Linked DNA regions of Homo sapiens: region 2 is linked to region 1. The links are chromatin contacts, found by Hi-C or POLR2A ChIA-PET in ENCODE. All regions are on one chromosome and are shown on one strand. The core of a region is the stretch at or near the end of the contact, and the rest is flanking DNA. Distances in the headings are between cores, read along the strand shown.

Region 1 (4,895 bases), core at 970-3,469:
TAATCTAAATAATTTCCTATTTGAATTAATTTTTAAAGGTAGGTTTTGAGAGATTCTAATTAAAGATTTCTATTCTGCTAGTCTTTTCCTATACTCAGTGTTTGTTATTAAAACCTTGCTAAGAAAGTGATGAGTATATACATTTCTCAATTACAAACCAGAATTACTGCATATTTCCATTTATTTATATTCCATATCTTGGCCACAGTTGGGTAGTGGGGTGGGAAAAATATATTAAGAGATGAAAAAGAATGGGGAGACATTTTGCAAGACATTAAAGGGATATCCAGGATAAAATTATTTCCTGATAAAGGAATATGTATAAATAAGTTGAAATGACATTGTTTCACAGAAGTAAAAATAAAACTTGATTTTCCTGAAAACAAATAAGGATATAAACGATACAGACTATTACATAATGTGTCTGTAACATGAGTATCTTATTACCCTATGTATTGCGTTAGTAAAAATGCATCAGAAACATAGAACAATCAGAAGCAGCTCTTGAATGGAGAAATGTCCTCTTTATCCCAGTTAAAATGAGAGCAGTCTTCAGGCATCATGTGACATTGTCCGAATATTTTGCATGACCATTTCTTAGGCTCTCCTTCTCTAATTGATTAGAGCAAATGTTTATAGGTAGCAGAGCTGTCTAAACCAGGTTCTTAACAGGAAAAGAGACACAAAATCCCTTTCTGATTGGAGACTCTGATTCCAGTGTATACGTAGTCTGTCTTATGTAGCTTGTCTATTTGAATGGTAGTGTCTTTCCTTAACTGCAACGAAACAAATAAGGTTCACGCACAGGTTTAATTTGGCATCAAGCTCCAACTTAGTCCCTTGTGCTTGTTTATTGCATGTCTGCAGCTGTTATTTTCCTGCTTCTTCCACAGTTAGACAATAGAGCCAGGCTGTCGTCAGCCTTGCTTTGCCTTTATTTTGTGCTCCCCATTTTTATTGATGAGCTTATACTTGTCCTGCTGATTAAGTAAAAATATGTTTTCTTTATAATTTTTTTAAAGACTATGTTCCCAAAAAAGTCTCTGAGTTTTCCTTTTAATCACTATTTTTCCCTTTAAAAATGCATGAATAAATTTAAACCCATTCAAATGCCAATATGCCTAATGTACATATTAAGTCAATACGATTTTACTTAACTTTTTCTACTTACATTTTTTTTACTATAGCTCAAGACTTACAACAAAATACTAAATGATGACTGATTCTCATAGTGTCTTGCTAGAAAAGTAGCAACTATTTCCTAAATATTGGCATGTCTAATTGCTCAAATTTTACAAGCTAAGAAGACTAGGAAGAAAAATCTTTCAAACATTTAGGTTAGCTCTCAGTGGAGTCTCTGGAGGTTAAGAGGTGAAGTCAAGTCGTACCATTCTTTCTTAATACTATCATTCTCAAATGATCAAATGTGATTTTTCACTCAACCAAAAATTTCTTTCTTCAAACTCCACTTCAACTGCTCACGTTTTTTAAATCTCATTTTCTTATGTATTTATTCTATTTATTCATTCATTTATTCCATAGTTATTCAATAGATATTTATTGAGCATTTATTGGGTACCAGATACATAGAACTTCAAAAGAAAAGATTCTGATCTCTGAGATCATTCAGAGCTAAGCACCAGGCTAACTGCCCTCCTCACGCCAGTCTGTGTGTCAGCCTTACATATCTCCTGGAATACATAATAGGAACAAGTAGATTTTTAGCACCTTGGGTTACCTGAGGGTGCAAAGAAATGAATCTCATAAAGCATGTGCCAGAGTGCCTGGGTTCAAATAATTGTTTTTCCACTTTTAGTGGTATGACCTCAGAAAACATGTTAACTCTGTGACTGTCTTTGTCTGTAAAATGAAAAAAACAATAGTAGTTACCTCGTAAGTTTTTATCAACGGAGTCAACATCTGTAAGGTACTAAGACCAGTGCCTGCTACAGAGCAACGCTGTATATATTTGTCAAATAAATGAAAACAATTAAATTATGCATGTTATGAAAATTAAATGAATTTTCACATATGTAAAATATTTAGATATGTGCTCAAGTGCTAAATAGAGGTTGCTGATAATTACTGTTACTGAATAGCCCCCTTCTGGGAAGCCCTGGCCTCTTCTGTAGAAGTTCTTACTCATATTCCACCGTTCAAGACGCTGCCTCCCAATCGTGATTGGCCCGACTGAAGAGAAAGCACTTCATCAAAAGCAGATGCTCCTCCATGAGTCACTGGACTAATCCAGTTGTCCCTCTCTGGAATTTCCATTGAGGATATAATGAGTAAGTCTGCCAGGCAATAGGAGCTAGAGTGAATATTCACACAGAGAAACCAGCAGGGACTGGGAAAGTAGCTGAGTCATATTCCCTGCAGAAAATGGGAAGGGACCCCTGGACCTCAGTTGATGACACCCACATTACTGAATCCTGAGTCATCTTCCTATCTCTGAACTGTGATCCAGTTATCTGGACACTCAAGCATACTGTGGTTTCTGCTTGTCCCATAAGACATAGTGCCCCTGCCTGCTCTTTTCAGTTTCCCTGAGTCATGGCCAAGTGGTTGAGCTTTCTCTCTTTCTTATATCCCTTATATGTTCATCATAGACCACTGTAATGTATGGATATTTCTTGCAGTTTAAAGAGCCTCCTCTGTATATCACAGGGAGATAATAGGTACAGAACAAGTTCAAAAGATGGCTCTCAATTTTGTCTTGACATCAGAATCCCCTGTACTGACTTTTCAAATGCAGGGCCTGGGCCCTACCACCCAGATGTGAATTCAATAGGCTGGAGCAAAGGCCAGGAATTACTAATGTACATCAAAGGCTGAAAACTATTGAAGGTAGTCAAAGAATGATGTCGGCCAGGCAAGGAGAAAAAGGAGAACAAAAGAGAAATGTTGTTCAGTGCTTAAGGATAAAACTATTCTGTGGTCTCCTCATTGATAATGTATGGATGGACACTTTTCTAGCATGTGAGATAATTTTTCTAGAAGATGTAGTACTCATTCAAAATCCTCAAGGACTCCCTGTTGGACCTAGAATAAAGCGCAAACTCTGTAACCCAGCATTCAGGCTCTCCATAAAGCACTTTGCTGCTCCACTGAAGAACTTCCTTCTATACCCTTACATCCCAGTCATACCTGCCTTTTGGTCATTCTCGAACATTCTGTATGTCATTATATTTCCATGCCTTTAATTCATGCTAGTCTCCCAAGCTAAATTGTCTTTCTCATTCTTTCTGTCCACCTGACACTAATAATTACAAGAGTAATAACAATTTACAGATCACAATATGCTTTTCTCAAACATTGTTACATCTCTTCCTCATAGCAGCAACTTTGAGTAACAGATATGCTCTTTATTTCAACTTTCTGATCCAGAAACTGAAGTTCACACAAATTAGGTGACATACCCAGTGCCTGATATATAGTAGAATGTTGATTTAAAAATTGGCCAGAAGTAGGAAAGTGAATCAAGTCTTTGAATATCAAAGTCCAAGCTTTCCTTTGCTTATTTTGCTTTGTTTTAATTAACATATATCCAAATTCCAAAGGCTGGAACTTTAATCTTTCAAAACTCAGATCCAAAGACATGCCAACATACAGACACATAAACATCCAGGGTGCTTTAACTATGTAATAAATATCTAGCAAAGTTATTAATTTGAGTCTGACAAGAATGAGACAGGAATCGTTGAGAACCAAATGCTCAGAAGAAGTAGATTCAATTCAACTGAATTTATCTCTACTTATCTTTATTGTCATTATGTCTCATCAAATTCATCTAGAACAAAATATTTCATGAAGGCTGTTGGATAGTCAGACATTCCTCTACCCTGCCTGCCTCATGAGGTTCAAATGAGATAAGGTATGGGAATTCACTTAGGAAAGTAGAAAATGTTGATAAATTTTTATCTTCCCCTCAGTTTATCGTGCTCTGCAAGAGAGTCATGGACACTGACAAGCATACTCCTAAGAAGATGCTCACCTCAAAATCTGGTTACTCTATTACTCAATACTGTATATGTTTTCCAAAGCTGTGTAGTCTCCTGATCCACTTTATGCCTACCATAATTAGAGCAAATAATATGAAAAGTGAATGGATCCAGGAATTGCAATTTTCCAGACTACCAATGAATAAATTCTATTCTCATCCTTCTGAAACACACTTCTGCCATGCTTCTGACAGAAGTCACACTTGTTTCTGTATTTTTTGTTCTTGACGGGTTTTTTGCCATTTGACTCATTGATGCTGTTCAACCTTTCTTTACTCATCTTATTTACATTATTTTGACCTGTATCCCTTGATGATTTTCACTACTTCCAAACCTGTCTGGCTTACAGGTGGTTCTCATTGCAACCCATTTAAGAATATCAACAGTGGTTTAGCAGCAGTGACTCCGTTCACCCAAACAGCTTGTGACAGTCCATGCACAGATTTTTATCTCTTTACATAAAATCCCATCAATGTTGCAGGCTGAGACACAGAACTTTAAAACCATATGTTTCTGATATTTCAGGGTTTTTTCCCCTTAGGCTTTGTGAATAGAAGAGAGATATCACATCCTCCTTGTTCTTTCACTGGCAAAAGGTTCATTCACACAACCTGAAGTCATTTGAGCATGAGTTTCCATGATGTCTTATTTTCAAGTATTGTTATCAATTCTGTCTAAATTTATAAAGATTGTAATACATGCTCACATACAAGGAACACTCGGTGAATCACTCTTGTCCAAGAACATTTAGTATTTTACATTTGTCCATTTTAATAACATTTCAGCTGCCACTGTTATAAAACATTTAAAACATTTAGAATATGGCCTCTCTGCAGTGTTTTCACTGGTGATAAACACCCAAGTCATTTTTTTAACCCAATGTGCTACGAATAG
Region 2 (4,895 bases), core at 1,277-3,776, 35 kb before region 1:
ACATAGTAATACGGCTCTACCAACCCTCCATCTATTGACTCAGCATTAGTTAACACACTCTTTTCAAATACTGTCTTTGAGTTTTGGGTGCCACAGACACAATATAAAAAACACAGATGTCAGAAAACAGAGATTCAGAAATGATTTGACCAGGAACAGCCTAAGAGGAAAAGCTAAAAGAGCTGGGGTTAGTTCTTACCAAAAAGAGTAAGCTAAAAGAAAACACAGCTATTATTTATGCTCTTTTGTCTGAGCACATTTAGGCTCTTCTATTGCTTCCCAAAGAAAAAGACACATGGCTTCATAATTAGAGTCTGGCTTCTTGTCTTTGACTTATGATTCTTGACAAATTCTCAGAGCCCATTCCACAGCCAGCATCCGATGTTTCATTCCTTTTTTCCCCAGATGTACCAGACAGGTGGCCTGAGGCAATAGGATGCACACTGTGTAGGATGGTAAGTGGGACACAGGATTAGGAAACACCAGGCTGTAGCAGACACTGCCACCGTTTTTCTATCACTTTTTTGTATTCCATTTATTGCTGCCTTAATGTCAGTAACTGAATGGCTATTATTCTTCCTGAACCTGACCTCTCTACTGAAAATTATATTCTGTATGATATTACTTCCATTCCTACTGCCCTATATTTAGTTAGAAGTTCCTCTACTTTATGGGCATTCTTTAAAAACTGGTGGTAGGATGCTTCCAACATTCTTTGATAAGGTACTCAATAAATGCAGGTCTTATCTTAACTAGCCATGGACCCAGATACCTACAAAATTGAGTGATGATGGCAAAAGAACTTCGAATTTTCTATACAATGATGTCAGAAAAAAAGGGACAAAGCCAAAAAAGGTCTTTCTGTATTTTCATATATCTTATTTTGGCTAAAAATCCTGGTTTCCTTGCTCCCAGTGCAAAATACTGTTGATTTAAGACACTAAATGAGGTATACTGTCTTATAAGATTTGTTGACACTTCACACTGTCTTTAGAATAATTTATAACTAGCACACAGTTCAAGGAAAGAAATAATGATTAAAATTTAGATTCCTATAAATTAAAAAGTGACTGCTTTCTAATGTACGAGTACATTAGAAATATGAGAACACAGTAACGATTTGTTTGTATTTTATAATATGAAGCACCGATGGTGAGCAATATCTTTCTGTAACTCCTGGGTATGATAGGATGGGCTTTGGTTTAAAAAGAAATACATTGTAGGTAAAAAGTGTCAACACATGGATGTATATTTATATCGCTATTATATATCACAATAAGCATTTTGAATAGACAAACATATAGCTTCTAATTCAAAGAAAAGCATTATTGCTATACTGGTACCATTTTAGTGAGTTCTATTAACACTATTTAGCAATAATAAAAATAAACAATTTTAAGATTTGTATTATCAACCCTGTCCCTAATATCTGGTAAGTATTTTGATTTCAAAAAAATTAAAAGCAGTTATCTCAAGTGAAACGTTATCTACTATAGCTAGACTTAAAAGGTGAGAACTGATAAACTTTATCGTAAACTTCTAGAACATCTTGAATCTTCCACCATTAGTCAGGACTCAATCCACAAACCAAGCTTTTTCAGAAAGCCCTTCCAATATGGCAAAACTATTTTTCTTAAAGTATAACCTAAATTCTTCCTTAAACAAAGTAAAGTTCTCCTTAATAAGGATTTCTTTAAAGAATACAAATGGTTTTGCTCTGCTATCCTTAATATTAGGAAAAACTGTATAAAATTTTATTTTTAAAGGTCAAAAGAGTAGTCAGATATTACTAATTTTATGTAGTTCAACCTAATGTTATTCTAGACAGGTTTAATGTTCCTTATAAAAGTCATTTGTGAGACAAATATGTTGAAGTCAAAATCTCCTGGATTCTTTCATCAAGCTTAAAACAGAAAATACTCCTTCAATAACAAATGAAAGACAAAGATTTGGTGTTAGGCTATTTTCTAAATGTGGAAGTTATATATTCCATGCTATAAAATGTTCTGAGACTATATTTGATGTCTAAGCATTTTACTAAACATATTCCTCTGGAAGCAGTTATAAAGAATCTTTAAAAATTTTTGCGAAACTATAAAAACAATAAGACTATCCTAATTTTTTTGTTTTTGGGAAACATTTATTTTGGAATATTTAGTTATTTGGGAAAATATTTATGTTAACTAAAATCAGTTTGTTAGTATTATTTTAAAATGAATTAATTAATAAATATTTTTAATTTCACAGTTTTAATATTTAGTGCAGTAAATATCAATAGATATAACCCACATAAGTTAAAGCTCTGTGGGGTTTTCAATAATTTTCAAGAGCATAAAATGTCTCTGGGACCAAAAAGTTAGAGAATCATTGGATTAATTAAAGAGATAAATCAGAAAAAGAGAAGGGAGGTAACACACATAAGACATTTTGTAAATCATACTATTTATTTCATCCTAAAGGAAACTAGCCTGGACCTCATCTCATTACTCACTTGGGGCGGGATGAGTACAGAGATTTCCACAGACATATTCCTAAGCCTGCTTCCATGTACTTTTTTACTGCTCACAAGTGCGACAGAAGAATTTCTGGGTGGGAACAACTCTACACATTAATATAGAGCAGCAACAGGTATTGTCTTACATGACTCATTGATTTTAGATATAATTTCAAGGGTCATCAGACTCTTTTTTTTATCATAACAATCTTGAGAGATTAAGAAAAACAGAGGTGTTTTGTTCTCAGTTTACAGATAGGAAAACAAAGACAGACGGTTTCAGGGTTTCACCCTAAGGCACACGGATTGTGTTGGGGCAGGTTGTGGAATTTAAGGCACCTGCTTTCATGCACAATACTTTATCCACTAGGTCAATGTCTTTAAAACTGCTTTTCAGCACTGGGAATTTTTCTCTCATGAAATCTTGCTCAGAAGACCCTCATAATGCACAAGAAAGAGAGCTGCTCCAGCTGGAGAGGGGCCAGCAATTGAGATCCACTCCCACCACTCCAGCCACCCCGCCAGCTTGGGACACCAGTCTGCCCAAGACCCTCACTTGTTTATTTGCCTCTTTATGTTCAGCTCCTGCTTCTACTACCCTGCCTTCCTATGCACCCACTTAAACATGTTTACTATATTTCCTTAAATATGCACCTAGCCTTGTAAAATACATAGTACAGTTTTTTGTGCTTATATGTTTACATGACACAAAAGCTATTATGCTATAAATTGCGTTCCACTTTTTACTTTTGTCCTATTAACACTGTTCTTAAAAATCTACCCAAATTTTTATTTCTACATCCAGCTGGTTGCTTTTTGTGCACATATTGCTTTATAACATATATTAATAGACCATATCTTACTTTTCCATTTCTCTGTTGATGAACCCAATTCCCCATCAACAAAGACGGAAGAATTGTTTTGACATATCACTCTGCAGTGAAAGGGAAGAATTTCTCCAGGATACTCACTGATTGTTGGGCAGAGGTAGACATAATCTTAACAAATGGTACCAAACTTCCCTATGAAAATTCCTCACTACTCACTAAAACTTGCCACTTTACTTTTCTGATATTCCATTTGTCCTTATGGAATGCATGTTGTTGGGTGTTAAGTCCATCTCATTATTTGTTGTTGTTGTTGTTGTTTTTGAGACAGAGTCTCACTGTCTCCCAGGCTGGAGTACAGTGGCGCGATCTCGGCTCACTGCAAACTCCGCCTCCCGGGTTCATGCCATTTTCCTGCCTCAGCCTCCCGAGTAGCTGGGACTACAGCCGCCCACCACCACGCCAGGCTAATTTTTTGTATTTTTAGTAGAGATGGGGTTTCACCATGTTGGCCAGGATGGTCTCGATCTCCTGACCTCGTGATCCGCCCGCCTTGGCCTCCCAAAGTGCTGGGATTACAGGCGTGAGCCACCGCACCCGGCCAAGTCCATCTCATTATTGTCCTAATTAACATTTCTCTGATAACTATTGCTATTAATCATTTCTTCAAACATCTATTCGATTTCGAGTTTTTCTGTGAAATTGTGTATAACTTTTGTACACTTTCCTTCCGTATTTTATGCTTTTTTCTTGGGAATTTTCAGTTTTCTTTTCTATTCTAGATACGAATTCCTTGTAAGTTTTAGACGTTTCAAATATCTCTTCTCAGTATGTGACTATGGTGCTTTTTTTCATCCAGTAGGAATCCTTTATTTTGATATTGTCATATTTTTCTCTCTGTTTTAACCTATGGCTTCTTATTTTTGAATCTTGCATGAGAAGTTGTTTTTGTTAATCTCTAGATCACTAAGATAGTCTCCTACATTTTATTCTTTGTGTTATGGTTGTACCATTCACATTTAGGTCTTTAATTCATTTGGTATCTACCGGCACACATGGCATAAGATATGAATCCAGCTTTAAACTTCTGCACACACCTGGACAGCCTAGAACAAGGTTTTAGAGCCTAAGCAAGGGGGAGATTCTCAAGGAAGGCAGCCTGGCATGGAGCGTGAGAGTATACCCTGACAAAGGGCAGCTTGTTTGTGGCTATTTCATTATTGCTATAGATTTCATATCCAACACAAATATTATTTAAGGGTGTTTAAGTTATATTTTTCTTCGTAGAGGGTATGCTTTGTGACGAAATTAGATTTTTGTCCTTGAAAGGATGAATATCAGTAACAGTTACGTACAGCTCTATTAACATCAGCTGTCTCTCTCTTTGTGATGCCAATTGAATTTCTTTCTATGTTTGATTAGTGAATTGTGTCCATTTTCTGTTAAATCTTTCCTCATCTTTTTAATTATTATTTATTTATTTTTCTTCTTTTCCCTTTTCTCTTGATTAGTATGAATTTTCTTCTAACCTTAAAATCATGCATTCACTTTTTATTCTTCTGGTCATTACTCAT

The links. Hi-C counts contacts between places; a loop is a spot of excess contacts on that map. ChIA-PET counts read pairs that join two places held with the same protein, here RNA polymerase II (POLR2A).
Region 2: a loop to region 1 is called in a map of PC-9, with 4 times the contacts of the local background. The contact joins two enhancer-like sites. A Hi-C loop is called at or near these places in 3 of 168 maps with a recorded cell type or tissue (PC-9, ascending aorta and endothelial cell of umbilical vein). POLR2A ChIA-PET finds 5 or more read pairs at or near these places in 2 of 52 experiments (HEK293 and OCI-LY7).

Annotation. Positions count from the first base shown.
Region 1 is chr15:36,426,037-36,430,931 of GRCh38, forward strand. No RefSeq gene overlaps it. Among named protein-coding and RNA genes, the nearest start is that of CDIN1, 150 kb to the right of the region's middle. RefSeq lists an enhancer at 1,811-3,010. Within about 2 kb of position 2,220, at least 6 of the 41 ENCODE cell types and tissues checked have a DNase peak (open chromatin) inside an H3K27ac peak, as active enhancers do; they include PC-9, where a contact is called at or near this core.
Region 2 is chr15:36,390,270-36,395,164 of GRCh38, forward strand. No RefSeq gene overlaps it. Among named protein-coding and RNA genes, the nearest start is that of CDIN1, 190 kb to the right of the region's middle. Within about 2 kb of position 2,527, at least 2 of the 41 ENCODE cell types and tissues checked have a DNase peak (open chromatin) inside an H3K27ac peak, as active enhancers do; they include PC-9, where a contact is called at or near this core.